2 separate regions of the Homo sapiens genome follow, and region 1 is linked to region 2. The links are chromatin contacts, found by Hi-C or POLR2A ChIA-PET in ENCODE. All regions are on one chromosome and are shown on one strand. The core of a region is the stretch at or near the end of the contact, and the rest is flanking DNA. Distances in the headings are between cores, read along the strand shown. Region 1 overlaps LOC102724945 (a long non-coding RNA gene). Region 2 has its middle 36 kb from the start of EGLN3.

The links. Hi-C counts contacts between places; a loop is a spot of excess contacts on that map. ChIA-PET counts read pairs that join two places held with the same protein, here RNA polymerase II (POLR2A).
Region 1: a map of PC-9 shows a loop between it and region 2 (14-fold over the local background). The contact joins two enhancer-like sites. A Hi-C loop is called at or near these places in 1 of 168 maps with a recorded cell type or tissue (PC-9). POLR2A ChIA-PET finds 5 or more read pairs at or near these places in 1 of 52 experiments (IMR-90).

The regions. Positions count from the first base shown.
Region 1 is chr14:34,110,984-34,115,198 of GRCh38, reverse strand. All of the region lies in intron 4 of LOC102724945 (a long non-coding RNA gene), which reads left to right. Among named protein-coding and RNA genes, the nearest start is that of EGLN3-AS1, 73 kb to the right of the region's middle. Within about 2 kb of position 1,963, at least 2 of the 41 ENCODE cell types and tissues checked have a DNase peak (open chromatin) inside an H3K27ac peak, as active enhancers do; they include PC-9, where a contact is called at or near this core.
Region 2 is chr14:33,912,643-33,916,822 of GRCh38, reverse strand. No RefSeq gene overlaps it. Among named protein-coding and RNA genes, the nearest start is that of EGLN3, 36 kb to the left of the region's middle. Within about 2 kb of position 1,567, at least 2 of the 41 ENCODE cell types and tissues checked have a DNase peak (open chromatin) inside an H3K27ac peak, as active enhancers do; they include PC-9, where a contact is called at or near this core.

The DNA.
Region 1 (4,215 bases), core at 714-3,213, 200 kb before region 2:
AATATAGTCAACACTTTATTGTACATTTAAAAATAACTAAGAGTACAAATGGATCATAACACAAAGAAAGGATAAATGCTTGAGGTGATGGATACCATATTTATCCTAGTGTGATGATTATGCATTGTATGCCTGTATCAAAATATTTATGTACCCCATAAATATATACACTTACTATGTACCTGCAAAAAAATTTCTAAACAAAGAATCAAGGATATATTTTAAGCATTAGCAAAATGATCAAAGAGTAATTTTCAGCCTGAAAGTGGCAGGACAGGAAATCTGACACAATGATGCTCAGGGTTTTCGGCTCCACCAGGTGCTTATATCTTTGCCACCACTGTCTTGGTTATCACTGAGAGATACTTATTAAGGACTTATTTGTGTATAACAAAAATAAATAAGAAACTAATTAGCTCTGATCTCTTTCCTCTAAATCTAACAGTTCATTTAGTTGATGAAAATTTTATAGGCAGAATGACATAATTTATGCTATATGTAGTTATAGTATATACACTAGTCATAGTTATACAATTTAAGTTAACTATGCAAGTAACATTGCAGAGAAGCCAGGTAGAGATATGCTAGGGCACACACTGAAAGACACCCTGATTGATCTTTATCCAGGTGAGACATTCTCTGACCATTGAATTCAGCCTAGAATTCACAGCATCCTCTCTACAAATTAACAAATTATATTAACACATACTAGTGATGTTTTGACATGTGTCAAATAGAAGACTGCCAAAAAAATTCCGAAAAGTAAAATATGGGATGAAATAATCTATTTGGCTTCAGGGGATATTCATAAGACTCTAGCCTCTTCAATTTGTATCCTAGAAAGTTGCTGAATGGGACAAAACTGAGATGTGATAACAAAATGAGTTAAGACACTTTTCAGTGAGTTCTTTGGATATTTCATAATTCAAAGCAAGAGCTATCAATCTTTTCATTTTAGTTTTTGAAAGACTAAATTTTGTACATATGTTAGACAATGATAAGACACTAATCAAGCTGACTGTTCATCTTTCATTTAGTTAGTCAACCACTAACTAAATGTTATTGGACATAAAAATGTGCTAAGCAGCTTGGGAGATAAGAAAAGGAAGATGAGGTCTTATGCTGGAACATAAGTAAATGGAGCTATCTCTGGGCTTTTGTGACAGATGTTGGCCCATCTTGGGGTCCATGGTTGTAAATTACCTGGGAGTGAGAAGGACCCTTTCTTCCATCTCTGCCAGGACTTATCTTGTGCTCTGTAGAATGCCACCTTCCCCAGGGGAGCCAAGCTATTCATTCTTTCTTCATTGAGGTGGCGGCAGATTTGTTTGTCCCCGTTTTGCTGATAGCAAAAGTGGAGCTAAGTATATTAAAAAGGTCACTTCACAAAAATGTATCTGATTGTATAATCTTAAGATTTCATGGCAAGTAACAGAAGGAAAAGAGTTATAAATGATGAGTCCAAGATTTGCTAGACTTTAGGTTCACTACTGTTCTGAGCTGTGCTTCCTGGAAGAATGAGCATATGTGGAGTGACGTCTCTGTGCAGTTAGGAAAAAGAGAAATGTTAGAAAAATCGGTGCATTCACACCCCTCTCCTGCAACCAGAGAGTCCCCAGACCTTCAGTGAGTTTTAAAGTTATGTACTTACTATCTGGAAAGCCACAGTAAAAGAAAAAGAAATCCCCTCGGACAGTAGACATATTTGGTAGGATTCTTGAGAGGGATGTGGTAATTTCATAATGGAGGAAACAAACATAAATATTTAAGGAATGATAAGCTCCCTGACGTGGTATGCGATTGCCTGCAGGCATTTCTAGTCAGAGAAGCCATCTGCATCTCTCTCGCAGTATGTCTGCCAATTTATGTCTGTGTGATTAAGATCTTTATTGAAAAATTGTGCAATATCAGGATCAATAGCCAGGCATTTGGAACAGTAGCATACACTCGGAAACCCCTCCTGTGGGATGGATGTGCACTGGAAAAGAACACACTTCCTTCTGCCAGTTAGGTTTTTAGGTTCATGGCCTGAGAAAACAATGAAATCAGTCAGGTATTTAGCAAGGAGGAGCATGATACAATAAAATGTCTCATAATGAATTCAACTCAATTCACTTGGAAAGCAAAGGGTAGGGGCCAAGAGAAAGAATGATTGCATAGTTCAGACCACTCCAAGAAATAATAAATGGGCTTATTTACTGTGTCTCAGAACAGCTACCTAGAATGTTTCATTCCAACTGTCCATAACTAAGGTATTAAAAAATAATTGAGAGCAGGATCTGGATGAAAAAGGAAAAAAAAAACCCCTACATTTATTTACATTATTTTTTCAGGGCATATTTTTGGCTCTTTACTTCTTATTTTTGGCTTATCTTGTTCTCTGAGAAATGTATGCAGATCTCCACCTGGAAGAGAGGGTGTGGGGAAACATGGAAAATGCTTGCTTTTATTCCTCTACACCTGAAGTTGCACTGCCCCTAAGACACATAGGATGGAAGAAAAACCCCTTAAACAGGACTTGTAGTCTAGACACTGCCCCACCGCCCTCTTCCACCCCTACTCAATCACTTCCCACCACCCACTTGCTCTGGCAGCTGATGTAGGTCCTGATATGTTGCTACGGCCTGACATATATAGTAGTGTCCTTTCCATACAGTGGCTACAAAAGAAGTGGGGTAATGTTTGAAGGGCCACCAGGGAAAGCCAAACTTTCTATGAGAGGTCTGTGCAGGAGCCCTAATTGTTGCTTCTCTGGTGTTTCCAGTTTATCAGTGCAGCACAAAGGAAGCTTTATTTGCATTCAGGGAGTCTCAAGGTATTTTTGCTTCTAGGTGTTCTGTTAGTATAGGCTTCCAGGCCGTAGGCTCAATATCACCATGTAGCACTGTGAATAGAAATCTAAAGACTTGCCTGGAAGCACAGATGGTCATATACCAACTGTCTATTCACAGTGCTAAGTGGTTAACTTGAGAAACAGGGGAGGTGCTATGAGGAGGATCAGCAAGGGTGTCAGCAGCATAGGCCGGGCTGATGCAGTCTCTTTAGCCCAGAAGACTCAGCGGAGGTTGCTAGGCTGCCTTTTCCTTCACAGAAGGCAATATGAAGACTAGAGGTGGGCTAGAGAACTGCAAACAATATTCAGGGAATTGTCATACAGAAAAATTGGCCAACTTTCCTACTACTCTGCTTAGGGAATCAGCACATCGGGTGTTGATACAGCTGATTTATTCTCTGTCAGCCCATCTCCATCCCAAGAAGTACTGTTTGGGGGTTAATGAAACTGGGCTAAACCTATGTAATAGGTCTCAGGCAGATAGTTTTGTCCCCATGATCTGCTTGAGCCAATTTGTACCTATTCAGGAGAGCCAGTTTTGTGCACTGATATCATGTTGGTAGGTTGAAACTGGCCATGGAGGGAGTATTTATATGATGGAAATTGTCAAAGTCTACAAATCAGAGCCGGTTGTTAAACATTTACCAGCACACTGCTGCCTTGAGGCTTTCTCTTTCGGATAGTTTGGACAGAGAAATTCACTTTCCCCTGGGCAGACCTGCCTTGTGCCTCACAATTCTAGCTACTCACCTCTACCTCTAATGCTGCTCCTGGTCTGCTTGCCTCTGATTGAAGTTCTCTGTCCCCTCTAGATTCCTCCAGTGCTATCTCTCTTTTTTAAAAAATTTCCATTTTTATTTTAGATTCAGGGGATACATGTGCAGGTGTGTTATAAGAGTATATCGTGTGGTGCTGAGGTTTGGGCTTCTATGGATCCTGTCACCCGGATAGTGAACATAGTACCTGACAGAAAGTTTTCCAGCCCTTGCCCCCCTCCTTTCCTCCCTCCCTCCTTTTTTCTTAAGCACTTTCTATCTGCAATACTCTTTGGACATTCATGCTTCATCATATAGGCTTGTGTTACTGTTACTGTTTTGCTGTAATCCCTGTTTATATGTTCCTGTACCTTCAACTAGAACATGAGGATGGAGAGAGTGGGTACTGTTTGGGGAATCAGCCATGGTGGTAACAATGTATGTATGGTAACAGGTGTGTTAGTCTGTTTTCACACTGGTGATAAAGACATACCTGAGACTGGGGAAATTATAAAGAAAAGGGGGTTTAATGGACTCACAGTTCCATATGGCTGGGGAAGCCTCACAATCACAGCAGAAGGCGAAAGGCACGTCTTACATGGCAGCAGGTAAGAGAGAGAATGAGAG
Region 2 (4,180 bases), core at 318-2,817:
GTCCACCCAAATGAAGAGAAAGGGTGTTTTGTTTTGTTGTCACGTGATCTCCAGTAGAGGCTTTCCCAGACAAGCATGTTAGGAGTAAACTGTTAGCTACTTAAGTATATATACATTCTTGGGTTTTTTTTTAAGCCTTTGACCCACCACTCCCCTCTCCCTAAATATAACTAAATATGGTTATGGCCGAAACTTTTCAAACTAACATCAGGGTGAAGAGGAACTTTTTAACCTGGAGAGGGGAATGGGGTTTGCAGGGACTGGCTGCATTCCCCAGAGAGAGGTGTGCATGGGAATGCTGCTCTCAACTTGAACTTCATGGCCTCCAAATGCATTTTGTTCTCAACGGACCAGTTGTCTCTCAAGTACACTTGGCTCTGTTGTGCATGGTGTATGCAGTCACTAAGCATTTCCTATAACACTGTATTAGGCACTTGGAAACAAGAGTTTAAAAAAATCCATGTTGTAGCTTCACAGGATGAAAGATTATTACCAAATGACTTAAGAATACTACTAACAAAATTACACACCTCATCATGGTGTAGCAACAGATCCCAGGAGACACACATGAATTAGGATAATTGGAGGACAGTTAAATACAGGCACATTTTACCACAGTAGGGAGGGTATAGGAAAACCACAAGGTGGGGAGGGTCTAGGGAAACCCTAGTGCCGTGCCCTAGGCTGCAACAGCAGGTGGTACCACCACTCAGAGGCAGGAAAGGGTGCGGGGTATGGGAAGAAATCAGTACCCAGAAACAGAGAGGCCCGCAAGAAGAGAATGAAGGGAATAAACACCGCGGCCTTCCCCTTTTCCCACTTCAGACCTGCAGGAGCACATCCCGGGCTAAACACATCTAGAAGTTAGCAGTCAATGGAGTCTGTTGACATAGCCTGTGCAGGTCGAGCTCCCGTGGCTCAGAGTAGGGCCATAAGGATAGAGAATGTGGAGAGGCAAAGGGAAAACAGTCGACACAGATGGCCTCCAGAGTTCACATGATCCAGCCCTGCCTGCTCCTCACAGCCTTTCTCCTACTAGGCTTTCCCCTATTTGCTATGTTCCTGACACTGCCATTTTCCTCTTCTTCAAACAAGTCAAGGTTGTTTCTGCCTCAGGGCTTGCACTTCTTCCCTCTGCCTAAAGTGTTCCTCCCTTTTCTACTTTCCATGGATGATGATGGGCCATTTAGATCTCAGCTCCTTAAAAAGGATTTCCATCCTAATGTTGCTTCCATCTCACCTGCCCATGGTCTATCTCACTATCCAGGTTTTACATTTAAGAGAGTAATGAAACAGTTTTATTTTAAAATGGTGATGTTTACTATATACTGGAAGTCGTATTCCTTGTAGCTATTCAAGCTTAAAGTGAAAAATCTAGATGTCAACCTTAACATTATGCAGTGGGTACCTGCTTGTATGAACCTCACTGGGAATGTGCAAACTAAGACGTGTGGACATCACTGGCAGGGCATAACCGCTCAACAGGGCCTGCTGGAAGGAATGAGTCATAGAAGGGAATGTCTCGGCTTTTCACCATGGTGATCTGCACTGCATTTCCTTCTCTACAAAGACCTATAAAGTCTCCTCCAAGGGCTTCAGAAAGATCCCACCTCCCTCTGATGGCCACACCCTGGCCCATTCTAACTCAGGTGGATATAAAGGAACCACAATTTGAAATGACTACTTTGGTTCCACCTAAGGATTGGTTTGTGTGGCAGACCAGGGTCATTTCCTTGTCTGTCAGAAGGCTCTGTCATGTTCCTTTCAGGCATCATCCACCAGGAGTGAGGTTTGAGGAGCCAAGCCTGGGTGGGAGCAATTTGAAGATTGTATTGCACTTGATAATTTATGGTGAGTGTTTGCAGCATTGTCTCATTCAGAGATGGACATGAAGCTGTTCTCAATGGCCTTCCTCCAAGTGCCATGATGTTCCTGACTTGAGCAGGCAGCCAGGATGCACCTGCACTTTCACTACCGGCCTGCAACAGGGCAGACCTCCATTCTGATCAGTGGGGCCTGTGCCACCTAGTTGTTAAGTATATTCATGATCACACCTGGTTTTTGGGACAGACACATCAGTTTTGGTTTGGAGGTCAAAGTTTTATTCCATGTTCTGCTGTTACTTGGTGGGCCACCATGCTTGTCCTCTGGTGGTGCTCTCCTAGTGACTGGGTTCAAGAGGAAATGTCATGGACATCTAGAACAGGGACCAAAGCCACACTGGACTAGAACTGGAAGCCAAGAGAACAGTTAGGACTGAGGAAACTCTCAGGGCAGCCATCTGACTCTCTCTGCCGCCCCGCTCTTCTCAGCTGCTCAGTTTCTTTTGGACCCTGGGGCCCCACGTGACTTTCTAGCTATTCCAGCTGCCTTCAGTTTTCCAATTCTCAAGAAAAAAATATGATTTACAAAGTTCATCTTTTTTTTTTTTTTTTTTGAGACAGAGTCTCGCTCTGTAGCCCAGGCTGGAGTGCAGTGGCGTGATCTTGGCTCACTGCAACCTCTGCGTCCCGGGTCCCAGTTCAAGCAATTCTCCTGCCTCAGCCTCCCGAGTAGCTGGGATTACAGGCACGTGCCACCACGCCCAGCTCACTTTTTTTTTGTATTTATGTAGAGACGGGGTTTCACCATGTTGGCCAGGCTGGTCTCGAACTCCTGACCTCATGATCCACCTGCTTCGGCCTCCCAACGTGCTGGGATTACAGGTGTGAGCCACTGCACCCAGCCATACAAAGTTCATCTTCATGAGCCAGACCAGAAGTCTGGATGGACTGCCTGACCTCTGGCCACATGTTCACAAGTGCTGTAGATGGAGGGGATGGGGTAAAATCATGGGGTATCCTATCCTATATGGCTGTTTAGAGCTGTTTCTCTCAGAAGGGGATGTGGGCAGAGCAGGCAATGGCAGGCATTCCTTTTCTAGGAATATAAGCAGTAGAGCCGATGTGCTTTGCCTGGCATAGTATAAGAAGTTTCAAGAATCCTGTCTGCCCCTAAAGTATCCTGCAGGACCTGAAGGCAGTACCTGACTTGAATTTCTGTTATTATTCACTGAAGGGCTAGTATATTTATTCATCGACTCTAGAGTCATTCAGCACCGGGGTTAGGTTCAGGTATAGGAACCCATTCCATCCCCTCCAGATCACATAGGAGCCCTTTCCCTCTTTTGGTCTGTCAAAAACAGAAATGAGGCTGGGTGCAGTGGCTCACACCTGTAATCCCAGCACTTTGGGAGGCCAAGGCGGGCAGATCACAAGGTCAGGAGTTCGAGACCAGCCTGGCCAACACAGTGAAACCCCGTCTCTACTAAAAATACAAAAATTAGCCAGGCATGGTGGCGGGTGCCTGTAGTCCCACTTACTTGGGAGGCTGAGGCAGGAGAATCGCTTGAATCTGGGAGGTGGAGGCTGCAGTGAGCCGAGATCCCACCACTGCACTCCAGCCTGGGTGACAGAGCGAGACTCCATCTCAAAACAAAATAAAACAAAACAAAACAAAAAAACAGAAATGAATACTGGGTGGGTTTATCCAAAGGAAAGTAAATCAGTTTATGAAAGAGATACCTGCACCCCCATGTTTATTGCAGCTCTATTCACAATAGCAGAAATATGGAGGCAACCTATGTCCATCAGTGGAAGAACTGATAAAGAAAATGTGGTGTACACAGAAACAATGGAATACTACTCAGCCTCAAAAAAGAATGAAATCCTGTCATTCGTGGCAACATGAATGAGCCTGGAGGACCTCATTTTAAGTGAAATTAGTCAGGCTCAGAAAAATACCAAATATTCATATTCATACGTAGCGCTAAGAAAACCATTGAGCTCATAGAAGTAAAGCGTAGAACTGTGGTTATTAGAGACTAGGAAGGCTGGTGGGGAGGGGAGAGGAGGGGAGGGGAGGAGAGACTGGTCAACAGACACAAAGTGACAGCTGATGGGAGAACAAGTTCCAGTGTTTTGTAGCACTGTGGGTGAATATAGCTAGCAACAATTTAGTGTATATTTTCAGAAAGCTAGAAGAGAGGATTTTGAATGTCCATAGCACATAAAAAAAATGATAAATGTTCGAGGTGATGAATATACTAATTACCCTGATTTCATTATTACACATTGTATACATGTATGGAAAATCACTCTGTATCCCATAAATAGGCAAAATTATTACATGCTGACTAAAA